2 separate regions of the Homo sapiens genome follow, and region 2 is linked to region 1. A link is a loop called in an ENCODE intact Hi-C map of the cell type or tissue named here. Cell type or tissue: Panc1. All regions are shown on one strand. Links, peaks and the distances in the headings refer to the core of each region. The heading gives the core; the rest is flanking DNA.

The links. Peaks named below come from ENCODE experiments on the same cell type or tissue, not always from the same donor. Only the 100,000 strongest peaks of a DNase experiment are listed, where the experiment ranks them.
Region 2: it touches region 1 in a loop (7-fold over the local background); 92 of 110 quality-filtered maps call a loop at or near these places.

The regions. Positions count from the first base shown.
Region 1 is chr3:69,159,332-69,165,413 of GRCh38, reverse strand. No RefSeq gene overlaps it. Among named protein-coding and RNA genes, the nearest start is that of LMOD3, 40 kb to the right of the region's middle. In Panc1, for the core only: CTCF peaks have their summits at 3,391 and 3,636; a DNase peak (open chromatin) is centred at 3,613.
Region 2 is chr3:69,668,633-69,674,714 of GRCh38, reverse strand. No RefSeq gene overlaps it. Among named protein-coding and RNA genes, the nearest start is that of MITF, 68 kb to the left of the region's middle. In Panc1, for the core only: CTCF peaks have their summits at 3,219 and 3,423 (motif pointing right); a DNase peak (open chromatin) is centred at 3,429.

The DNA.
Region 1 (6,082 bases), core at 1,411-5,410:
ATTTGATTTGATTTGATTTGATTGAGACAGAGTCTTGCTCTGTTGCCCAGGCTGGAGTACAATGGCATGATCTCCGCTCAATGCAACCTCTGCCTCCTGGGTTCAAGCAATTCTCCTGCCTCAGCCTCCCTAGTAGCTGGGATTACAGGCACCCGCCACCACGCCCAGCTAATTTTTGTATTTTTAGTAGAGACGGGGTTTCACCATGTTGGCCAGGCTGGTCTCAAACTCCTGAGCTCGTGACCTGCCTACCTCAGCCTCCCAAAGTGCTGGGATTACAGGCATGAGCCACCACACCTGGCCATCATGTTCTTTATTAACCATGACATTATAAAAATGCAATTGCTCACCAGGTGCAGTGGCTCATGCCTGTAATTCCAGCACTTGGGGAGGCCAACATAGGAAAACTGCTTGAGCCCAGAAGTTTGAGCCCAGCCTGGGCAACATAGTGAGACCCCGTCTATACAAAAAAATAAAAAATGAGCCAGGTATGGTGGTGCACACCTGTAGTTTCAGCTATTTGGGAGGCTGAAGTGGGAGATCATTTGAGCCTAAGAGGTCAGGGATGCAGTAAGCCATGATCATGCCTCTGCACTCCAGCCTGAGTGACAGAGCAAATCCCCATCTCAAAAACAAAATAAAACCAAAAAAAGAAAACAGCAATTGCTCAACAACCACCTCTCTTAAATGGAAATCAATGAAAATGAAAAGGGAAGGGAAGAAGCAACTAAAGTAGGCCTGTGGAGGAAGAAAGAGGGAAGGTCAAAGGGAAGGTTGGAAATCAGACTAGCAGGGTGAAAATAACCAGGGGAAGAAAAGACAGCCTAGGGCAGCCTGCAGCTGGTGGATTTTCAAGCTGTGCAATTGCAACACTCCTGATCAGGGCATGGCTTGAAGATATTCCTGATGCAGGGCCCATTAACACTGACTGGGCTGGAATTACCTGTGCAGACAGGCTGGAGGAAAGGAGCAGTGGTGTTTGTTTAAGGAATGTACTTGGAAGACAGGAGATGTAGTTAACTAGATGAGCATCACAGCACCTGGCCTCTTCTTCCCAACACACACATAACTTCACCAGAGAAACCATTCTCTATGTGACCCTCCTCATTTTCAGAAGAAAATGGCTTCATAAGAAGATCAGGGCTGGGTACAGTGGCCCAAGCCTGTAATTCCAACACTCTGGGAGGCCAAGGCAGGAAGATCGCTTTAGGCCAGGAGTTTGAGACCAGCCTGGGCACTATAGCAAGATCCTGTCTCTACAAAACAATAAAAAGGAGTTGGGAGTGGTGGCATGCCCCTGTAGTCCAAAATACTCTGGAGGCTGAAATGGGAAGATCACCGGAGCCCAGGGATTCAAGGTTACAGTGAGCTATGATCACACCACTGCACGTCAGCCTCGGTGACAAAGTAAAACCCTGTCTCTAAAAAGAAAAAAGGAAAGATTAAGGATTGGAAAGCAATGATGAGAAATATATCATCAAGAATACTGACAGTCCAAGACTGGGAAGGGCATTTCCAGTAGCCCTTCAATTATGATGGAAGAAGCCTTTCAGGGATCTGATAGTGGGTGTCTAAGCAGACATCCCCATCTTTATAAAATAGTGGTTAAATGTGTAGGCTTTGAAGTCATGCAGACCTGGAGACAGACTGCTGTGCTTGGAATATTTCCTGGCCTTTCTACTGGCTGCTTATATGAACTATGGGAAGTTTCCTGACCTCCCTGGGCCTCAGTTTCCTCTCTAGTACATATCTCACAAGGATATTGTGTGGGCTGAACAAGATAATGCACCTAACCAGCTCAGCATAACATCAAGTCTCTAGAAGGTATTTCATGATATAAACTATTTCCTGAGGGAGAAAAGTCAGAAGATGTTGTTGAATATTAAGATGATGTTTGGAGGATTTGCACTGCCTTAGTTTAGCCACTGAAATGACAATACTAAACTAACTCATCATTGTTGAGGGCTGATTCACGTCTCAGGCACTGCTGTAGGTACTGGGAACACTTTTTTCTTATTTATTTATTTAGTTTTATTTTATTTTTATTTATTTATTTTTTGAGACAGAGGCTTGCTCTGTTGCCCAGGCTGGAGTGCAGTGGCACAATCTTGGCTCACTGCAACCTCTGCCTCCTGGGTTCAAGTGATACTTCCACTTCAGCTTCCCGAGTAGCTGGAATTACATACATGCACCACCATACCTGGCTAATTTTTGTATTTTTAGTAGTGACGGGGTCTCATCATGTTGGCCAGGCTTGTCTCGAACTCCTGACCTCAAGTGATCCTCCCACCTTGACCTCCCAAAGTGCTGTGATTACAGGTGTGAGCCACCATGCCCGGCCACTTTTTTCTTGTTTAATCCTCACAGCAAGTTTGCAATTATTAATTCCAAACAGAAGCTCAAGAAGGTTAAGTAGTTTGCCCAAGTTACATAGCTAGAAGGTACACAGGCCTGGATTCCAATTCACAAATGTATAAGACAGAAACTTTGTAAAGCATGAATTTGTTCCACTCTGGAGTCCACTGTGCAGGGAGGTTTCACACAGGTCTAACCTGAGGAATCAAACTGATTAAGGCATTTTCCTAACAGTTCAGCTACAGCTCTTCTGCTTAGTCAGGACTAGGACAAGCACTTGAGGCTTGTCCTAGGACAGCCCTGCTGCTGGCTCAAAGACAGGTCCCTACCTTTTCTATGTTCATATGAATGCAAACAAGCCAGCCAGTAGGACGGTCAGATTTAACAAATGCAAATACCGGAGGCCAATTAAATTTGAAAAATAGCTCTAACCACCAAATTTTTGTAACTTAATTTTTTAAAAAGCTGAATATAGGACATTTAAGGCATCCTGGAAAAAAAATCCATACAGGACACCAAGCAAAATCATTAAAACAGGACATGTCCTGTAGATTCAAGACACCCAGGAAACCTAGTTGCCAGGCCCCTGCTCAGGAGTAAGTAGCACAATAATAGATGTTTGAGAAACCCCACACCCTTGGAGATTGTAGGCTGAGCAAATGGGTGTCATATCCTTCCCATCCACAGAGAAGTTGGCCCTGCTTGATCCCAGAGCTTTCTTCAGACTGAAAACCTTCTAGGACAGGCCCAGTTTGGTCTGTAATCATGCACAGAATATATAGAAACTCCCCTGAAAGAGTTTAAGAAAACTCAAACTCTTGAGAAAACCTGAGAAACCTGAAAAACGCCTGAGAAAACCTTTTCTTTCTTCTTTTTATTTATTTAGAAATCTGTTACAATTTGGACTAAGTGGGCACAGTTTTAAAGGTTCTTAAAACAAACATTTGGGTTCCATCACATCTACATAACATTGGTCAAGAATCCATCCATCCATCAAATCTATTTGCAGCCAATCAAAATCTCAGTCCTTTAGGACTGTATTAAAATCCAGCGATCAACCTGTAGCCAAGGAGCTGAATATTCATAGAGAAAATCACATAAGCAAGCAGATTTATTTTATTTTAGAGTCATGATCACCATCTCACACGGACACTCAACGCTGCTATATTTCTCATAAATGTGCACTTCCATGTCACACAACTATTTGAGAAACCCTTTTCTAAAAGTAGTTTTTCTCTGGCCTAGAATTCTGGAGCTTGGTCAATGAGGACACCTAGAGGCCTATCTGGGTTAATGCAGGCAGGAGTTGCTGAGTCTGAATTCATACTTTAATTCAACACGAGGTGTACAAACAAGTTTCAGCAGCCCTGCAGAAAAAAGCAAACAAAACTTAATTTCTAATGCCCATCAACTCCATTTACTAGCTATGTCTTCTAGGGGAAGTAGCTTAAATTTTTAAAAATGTCACTTTTTATAAAGTGGAAATAATCGTAACAATCTCCTAAAATTTTAAGGATTCAACAAAATGATGTACTTCAGGAGCTTAGCACAGTGCCTGGGACAAAGTGAGCCCTTATAAATGTTTGTTGTCCTTATTGTTTCTAATGGGATACTACAAGGAAATGGAATATAAGAGGGTTAATAACATTTAACATTGTTTCATTTAAATATTAATTAAATTAAATACAAACATTAAATATTAATATTTAACAGTCATTGAGTGCCAAGGCCAGGCTTAGGGTTAAATGAGTGAGGTACCTGCCGAAGTGCAAATTTTAAGAGCGCACCCGAAAACGTGGTTGACAAGATAAATAATATTTCAATGCAGTCTTTTGAAAAAATCCAACTTCACGCAATTTTTTCCCATGATTAAAAAAATGTCACCCCAGCACAGTAGCTCACACCTGTAATCCCAGCACTATGGGAGGCTGAGGTGAGTGAATTGCTTGAGTGTAGGAGTTTGAGATCGGCCTGGGCAACATGGTGAAACCCCGTCTCTACAAAAAAAAACACAAAATTTAGCTGGGTGTGGTGATGTGCGCGTATGATCCCAGCTACTCAGGATGCTGGGGGAGGATCACTTGAGCCTGGGAGGTTGAGGCTGTAGTCAGCCGAAATCGTGCCACTGCACCCCAGCCTGGGTGATAGAGCCAGATCTTGTCTCAAAAATAAATAAAATTGAAAAAAGTCAAAATTTTATATAAATACGAGTTCAGTATTACCGATTTTTCCTTTTGCGTCAGACTCCAATATGACTCAGAACTGCACTGCACTGAGTTAACACTTCATCTTAAATAACCAGAGGAGATATCTTTCTCCCATCTGTAAAATAGACGCCCATTTTACAGATGGGAGGGGGAAAGCAAGCCTGGAGGAACTGCTCAGACACACTGCCCAAGGTCACATGATCAAGTAGAGGGTCAGAAATCAAGCCCAAATCAGAATAATTCTAAAGCTCATTCTTTCCCCTTTCTCTCTCACACATACCTGTCCTTCACCATGTGACTTAGGCTACAGTTTTTCTATTCCAGGGTGTAATTTTACCAGTGCTGTAATTAGATTTGCCAGGTGAGCAGATAAAAATTTAAAATGCCCAGTTAATGTTAAGCTGTGCTGGCGATGACATTTTCCCTGAATTAAATGTTAGAAAGATATCGTCACACTGCATTCTCAATTCCTTTGTTGTAGAGCATTCTCTGAACTATCAACCACAAAATCATAGTTGGATCTGATTTTTGACCTGACATCAAATGCTGCCTTTGTGGTTAACAGACTATCTAAAGCTTAACTAAATTACTGAGGTGGGGCTATCAACAAGCCATATGTAACAGTGTTTTTCACCATGTTATATATAATAACACAGTGGTCAGTCTGCATAATGCAGAGATCTAACTGATGAAGATCAGCTTTCCTTCTGTAGTTTAAAAAGTTTAGGCATGGGCTGGGTGTGATGGCTCACACCTGTAATCCCAGCACTATGGGAGGCCGAGGTGGGCGGATCACCTGAGGTCAGGAGTTCGAGACCAGCCTGACCAACATGGGGAAACCCCATCTCTACTAAAAATACAAAATTAGCAGGACATGGTGGTACATGCGTGTAATCCCAGCTACTCGGGAGGCTGAGGCAGGAGAATTGCTTAAACCCAGGAGACGGAGTTTGCAGTGAGCGGGGATCGCACCATTGCACTCCAGCCTGGGCAACAAGAGTGAAACTCCATCTCAAAAAGACTAACGAACAAAAAAATTAGGCATGCTTTCCATGGTGCATCCTACCCTTGTAATAAGATCCAGCTTCGATATCAGGAAGCAGAAGATAGAATGAAGGTTTTCCTTGGAAAAAAGCATGGATTCAAATGCATCGCATTCTAGTAATGTTTATTGATAAAAGAGTAAAATGTTCAGGCATTTATGCTTACATTGCTTCTCCTTTTTCTTCAACCATTATACCAAAGTTACTTTTTTTTTTTTTTTTTTTTTTTCTGAGACAAAGTCTGGCTCTGTCACCCAGGCTGGAGTGGTGCAATGGCACGATCTCGGCTCACTGCAACCTCCACCTCCCGGGTTCAAGCAATTCTCCTGCCTCAGCCTCCGGAGTAGCTGGGATTACAGGCATCCGCCACCATGGCCGGCTAATTTTTGTATTTTTAGTAGAGACAGCGTTTCACCATTTTGGCCAGGCTGGGCTCAAACTGCTGACCTCAGGTGATCCACCCACCTCGGCCTCCCA
Region 2 (6,082 bases), core at 1,052-5,051, 510 kb before region 1:
GGGTCCATCTCATTAATCCAAGATGATTTAATTTTGAGATCCTTAGCTTAATCTGCAAAAACTTTTTTTTTCCCAAAAGAAGATTACATCTACAAGTTCCAGGGATTAAGATGCAGACATATCTTTTGGGGGACCACATTCAACCTGCTATCCACAGTAGGGAAGTAGAGTGGTGGGGGCCGGCGTAAGGTGAGCAGTTTTATATAAGGCGGTCAGGTGAAGACTCCGTGAGCACAAGGAACAGCCATGGGGATATGGGAGGAGATTTTCAGACAGAGGGAGGAGCAAGCGCTGAGGGCCTGGTCTTCTTCCACTCTCCTGCTCTCCCACTGCATCTTAAATTCAACATCTGTTTCTGCCTCATGGCTTTTTGCACTTTCCTTTTGCTGTTTCCTCTGCGTGGAACTCTTTTGCATGCGTCTTACAAAAGTGGTCCCTTCTTAGCACCCAGATCACTGTTTAAAGGTGGTGCAGGCCTATAATCCCAGCTCCTTGGGAGGCTAAGGCAGGAGCATCACTTGAGGTCAGGAGTTCAAGGCTAGCCTGAGCAACATAATGAGATCCTGTCTCAAAAAACAAACAAACAAACAAAAAAACAGGAAAAGAAAAGATCTCCTCCTTCAGGAATCCATCTGTGGCCACTCTTTACGAAATATGCCCACCCCAATGTAGCAGAAACCTATCATGCCCTGCTTCCCACCCCCTAAGCCCACGTCTGACTTCAGCCGAAGCTGAAGTGGACCTTTTGTGCCCTCAACCTTGCTTTGTGCTTGCAGCATCCTGCCCCAAGCTTGCACCTCCTCCTCCTTCTTTCTGTGTCAGTGCTGTCTCCCTGACTGTGTGTGGACCTCTCATCCTGCTAGGAGTTAATGGCCCTGGGGTCTGGATGGGTTGATAAATGCCCCATGTTTCTCGAGGGGACAATCTGGCAAGTATTTGACATATTCCTTTCTCCTCTCTCAAGATTGTGAGTGCTGTGAGGGCAGGAACTCTCTTACTTCACATATCTAGTTGCCATCTGTTGAGTATTCCCACGTGCTTGGTTATTTCAGTGACTCTTTTAATAATGTGGAATTTAAAATCCACATTTCATAGATGAAGAATTGGAGTCTTCTCCAAAACCATATCTCAAGATCATCCCTAGTAAATGAAACTTAAAATCAGGTGTTTTGGATTTCCAAGTCAATGCCTTTTTCACTCCTTAATACTTGCTTTCCCTGAGTAATGAAACAGAATTTTCAACATTAGCCATCAAATAAAACTTGATAAATTTAGTAGGGGCTGGATTTCTCTTATGAAACCATTTTTCCTAAATAGAGAATGAGGGCCAGGCATGGTGGCTCATGACTGTAATCCCAGCACTTTGGGAGGCCAAGGCGGGCAGATCGCTTTTGAGCTCATGAGTTCAAGGCTATCCTGGGCAACATGGTGAAACCCTGTCTCTACAAAAAACACAAAAATTAGCTGGGTGTAGTGGTTCACACCTGTAGTCCCAGCTACTTGGGGGGCTGAGGCAGGAGGATTGCTTGAGCCCAGGAGGTGGAGGGTGCAGTGAGCTGAGATTGTGCCACTGCACTCTAGCCCGGGCAACAGAATGAGACCTTGTGTTAAAAAATAAAATAAATAAATAATAAAAAATAAAAAAATAGTGAATGGGAATGAATGTTTATCAAGCATCTACCTTAACATTATCTAATTTCCTCACTAAGTACATAATAGAAGATGTACTCTCTAAACCCTTATATTTACCTGAAAGCCTTTGATTTCACACAGAAGCATTTTCTTCTGCTTTTGATAATCGAAGATTGTTGGTAAAAATCTGAACTCATCGAAGGTCACACAGCTCAGTTCCCTTCAGGAAAATCAGGCCCAGTGAGGATAATACCAATAACATCATCAGACCAATTGAAGGAATTACACTGCAGTGGGTCACAAGGGTGCTGCTAGTCATTAAGTGATTCCCAATAAGTTCATTCACAGCAAGTCCAAATTACACTTACTGTGGCTCTTAAGTTTAGTAATAGTTTTGACCTCTGCTCTGATACCCTCATCTAAACTAATATTTACAGGTATCAGGCACACTGCCTGTGATTTTTTACCCACTTTAAATTATCCTCACAACAACCCCTGTGAATTCTATGCCATTAGTATCATCATTTAATAGCAGAATCACAGAAAGTCTGAACTTTTTGGGAGCATGGAGAGAAGTTATAGGCCACTTTAGAAATCTGATGAAAGCTTAGGGATGCCTTAGGAACAAAAATGTGTATAACCACATGATACAAACTCATACACAACCCATATACTTTCAAGGGGGTGTTCATGAACTTCCTAAGTCCACACATGAGGTTATATATGAACTTGAAGTTAAATCTTGAGTACAAAACTCAGGGTCACCACCATCAGTAGCTTGCATGGGGTCACCTAACTGATAAGGAGCTAGGTATGTTGGAACTCACATCTGTTTAAGTAGACTCCATCGAACACCCTATGGCATCCCAAGCGGTGACAGTCAATTGAAACCCACACACACTTAAATTAAAATAGAAAGCAAGCTCTTGTAAAGACTGCAGGATGCTAACTTTAAGGAAGATCATCACAGCTGTTAGTAAAACCCCATTAACCCTGGGGAAAGTGCATTTGCTTTCCAACTCAGGGAAGATCTGAAATCGGGAAAAGTCCAGTCCAGAATATTCACGCCAACCCGTTTGGCTGGGGCTTATCCCATAGAAGGGCAGCCAGCATGGCCATCAGGTACAATTCCCGGCTTTGCCTCCCCATCTGTGGACCCATCATCACAGGAACAGTCAACTCCCTTTGCTGTTGTGCTGTGACCCATCATCACAGGAACAGTCAGCTCCCTTCACAGTTCTCTGTGGCCTGAACACCAGCCAAGTCCTGTGCTGCTGCCGACCATGTCTGCAGTAGATGCAGACTAGGACACACTAAAGGCTATGGTCAGCATCAGGCTCTGGGTTAGTGCTGAGCAAAGGCAAGTCTCATATTTTAGACTTGTCAGTTCTTATTAGCTCCACATGGAGTGAAGGGAGAGTGCTGTGATGGGCACTTGACCAAGCAAATTAAGCTAATTTAGCCCTAATCTAGTAAACTGCAGAGAGGGTAGAGCTCCAGGCTCTTTAATTTGCTGCTTTATTCCCATGCAGACGATTAAACGATAACGATGATCTTTTTTAATGAGGATTTTTTAAAAATCTGGAATTGGAATTTTTTCAGCACAATAGAGAAACCGTTCATTCAGTTGTTCTAATACCTTGAAATTTTACTTATAATACATTAATTTTCAAACATAATTTGAATCTGAATCCCAGATTTTACATGAATTTGAATAACAGAGGAATTTGGAACACCTAAATTATATTTTTGACAAGAAATGAGTCCAGGGTTGCATTTTGGGAATATACCAGCAGATGGCAATGTCTGACAAAGAGTTTTGCTAGTTTCTACCTTCCTTCCCCTCATCCATCTTCCCAAAAGTTGTTTTCAAAAGCCATAGCAAATATATGCAAAAATATAGGCACTCTTCACTTCTTATAAGTGCACACTGCAGCTGACACTAATTGTTTCAGTCCTTTGGAAAAGCAAAATTAAATGATTATTTTGAATTGCTTTTCTAAAAATCCCAGTGGGTTTATTTCAATAAATCAATCATAATTATAGATTAAGGTAATAGAAATGAATTTGCATCACTAAAAATCATTAAAAAAAATGACCGGGTGTGGTGGCTCACACTTGTAATCTAAGCACTTCGGTAGGCCAAAGCAGGCAGATTGCTTAAGGCCAATAGTTCGAGACCAGTGGGCACCATAGGGAGACCCTATCTCTTAAAAAAAAAAAATTATGGATGGAACGGTGGTGATTCATCACTTCTTTTTGCCTCATGAATTTCCAATATCATTAGATTTTGCTTTTATTCATGTGTGCCAGGCACTAAATTACAATCTATTTGCCTGGTATCTTCCTTTCCTGATAACCGAGTACTGATCAACGAAAAAAATATTCAAGTGGTTAGAAGAAGAAATTTAGAGTTTACCAGTTCTGGCTAGAACCCCAGTTTTACTTATCCTGAATATAAAACTATTCCTACTTATTTTTCATACCACCTTCTGTTTATATGTCTGTCTATTTTAAATTATGTCTCATGAACTGTGCTTTTATACATAATATATACATATATTTACATATATATTACAAAATAACACTATTTTATTTAACAAATATCTCAGGTCCTGTGCTAGGAATTGAGGATCCAGTGGAAAGGAAGCCAAGTCCTTGCCTCTATGAAGCTTGCATTCTGGCAAGGACAGGCACACAAGAAACATATATACAAATAGTACAAGTTTCAGAAGTGATCATTGTTATAAAGAAAATAAAGAAGGGTAATGAATTGCACAGGCAAATGGAGGTGGTCTGGCTGAGCCTTTTAGAGTTGTTGACTTCTGAGGTGAATCCTGAATGATAATGCGAAAGAGAAATGGCCAGATGTGGTGTAATCCCAGCACTTTGGGAGGTGAAGGCAGGCAGATTGCTTGAGCCTAGGAGTTCGAGACCAGCCTGGGCAACAGGGCAAAACCCAGACTCTACCAAAAATTAGCTGGACATGGTGGCGCATGCCTGTGGTCCCAGCTACTTGGGAGGATCACTTGACCCAGGGAGGTCAAGGGTACAGTGAGCCATGATCTAGCAATTGCACTCCAGCCTGGACGACAGAGCAAGAACTTGTTTCAAAAAAAAAAAAAAAGAATGAGAAATTGGTGATATGATCTGGGAGAAGAACATTCTAGGCTGAGGAACAGCAAATGCAAAGGCACCAAGGCAGGAAGGAACTGGGGATAATTAGGCAAGTTAAGGGGTTCTCTGTGGCCCACCCTATTGAGTGGGTGACAGTGACAGGAGATGGGGTTAGAGAGAGGGGCAGAGGCCAGATCATGTAGGGCCTAGAGGCCAAAATTGAGGAATCTGAACCAACTACAAGTGCATGGGGAGACATTGAAGATTTAAAGCAGAGGACAGAGGAGTGACAGTGTTCAAATTACTCTTTTACAAGATTTCTTCATGGAGTATGATTATTCCCATTTTATAGTTAAAGAAACTGAGATTTACAATAATTAAACAATTTGCCAGAGATCACTCAGCTTGGAAGGGGTGAACTAACATAGGCCAAAAGCTTCATTCATGTGTGCAACAACCATTTAGTAAAAGCCTACTTTGAGATCCACACTAGTAGCTATGAAGAATACACAGAGATGTTATCCTTACCTTTTAGTTTTAAAATCTAGTCAAAGAGATACGATAGATTCAGAAAGAGGGCACGTTTAAAAAAAAACAAAACTAGAATGTATCTGTTGATACAAATGACTAAAGAAATAACTGGATTAACTGGAATGCAACCATTAGCTCTGCCAAAGAAAACAATGTCCCATTCAGGATTTTAGAAAATGTACAGTGACAGACACGCCTCACAGTGACTCCCAATGCTCCATACCTTATATAATTTCCTCTCCTTTAGCAAATCCAGGATGTGTGACTTGTTTCTAACCAATAAATATGGCAACAGTAATGAGATGTCAACTTTGTGATAATGTTTTATTACATAAGAATCTGTCCTAGTAAAATGGGGAGAGCTTGTCCTTTGAAGAAGGACACTGCCATAATTTTTACAGCTGAGTAATAATGAGTACTGCCAACAACCTTCACAGCTTGGAAGCCATTTCTTTCCCACTTGAGCCTCTGATGACACCTCAGCCCCAGCCAACCCCTCCATTGCTTAACTCCAAACCAGTTAAGCCATGCTCAGATTATGACACACAGAAACTGAGATAATAAAGCATGGTGGGTTTTTTTGTTTGTGGGCACTGGAGTGCCGTGGTGCAATCTCCACTCACTGCAACCTCCGCCCCCTGGGTTCAAGCAATTCTCCTACCTCAGCCTCCCAGGTAGCTGGGATTACAGGCATCTGCTACCACACCCAGCTAATTTTTGTATTTTTATTAGAGATGGGGGTTTCCATGTTGGCCAGGATGGTCTCAAACTCCTGACCTCATGATCAGCCCATCTCGGCCTC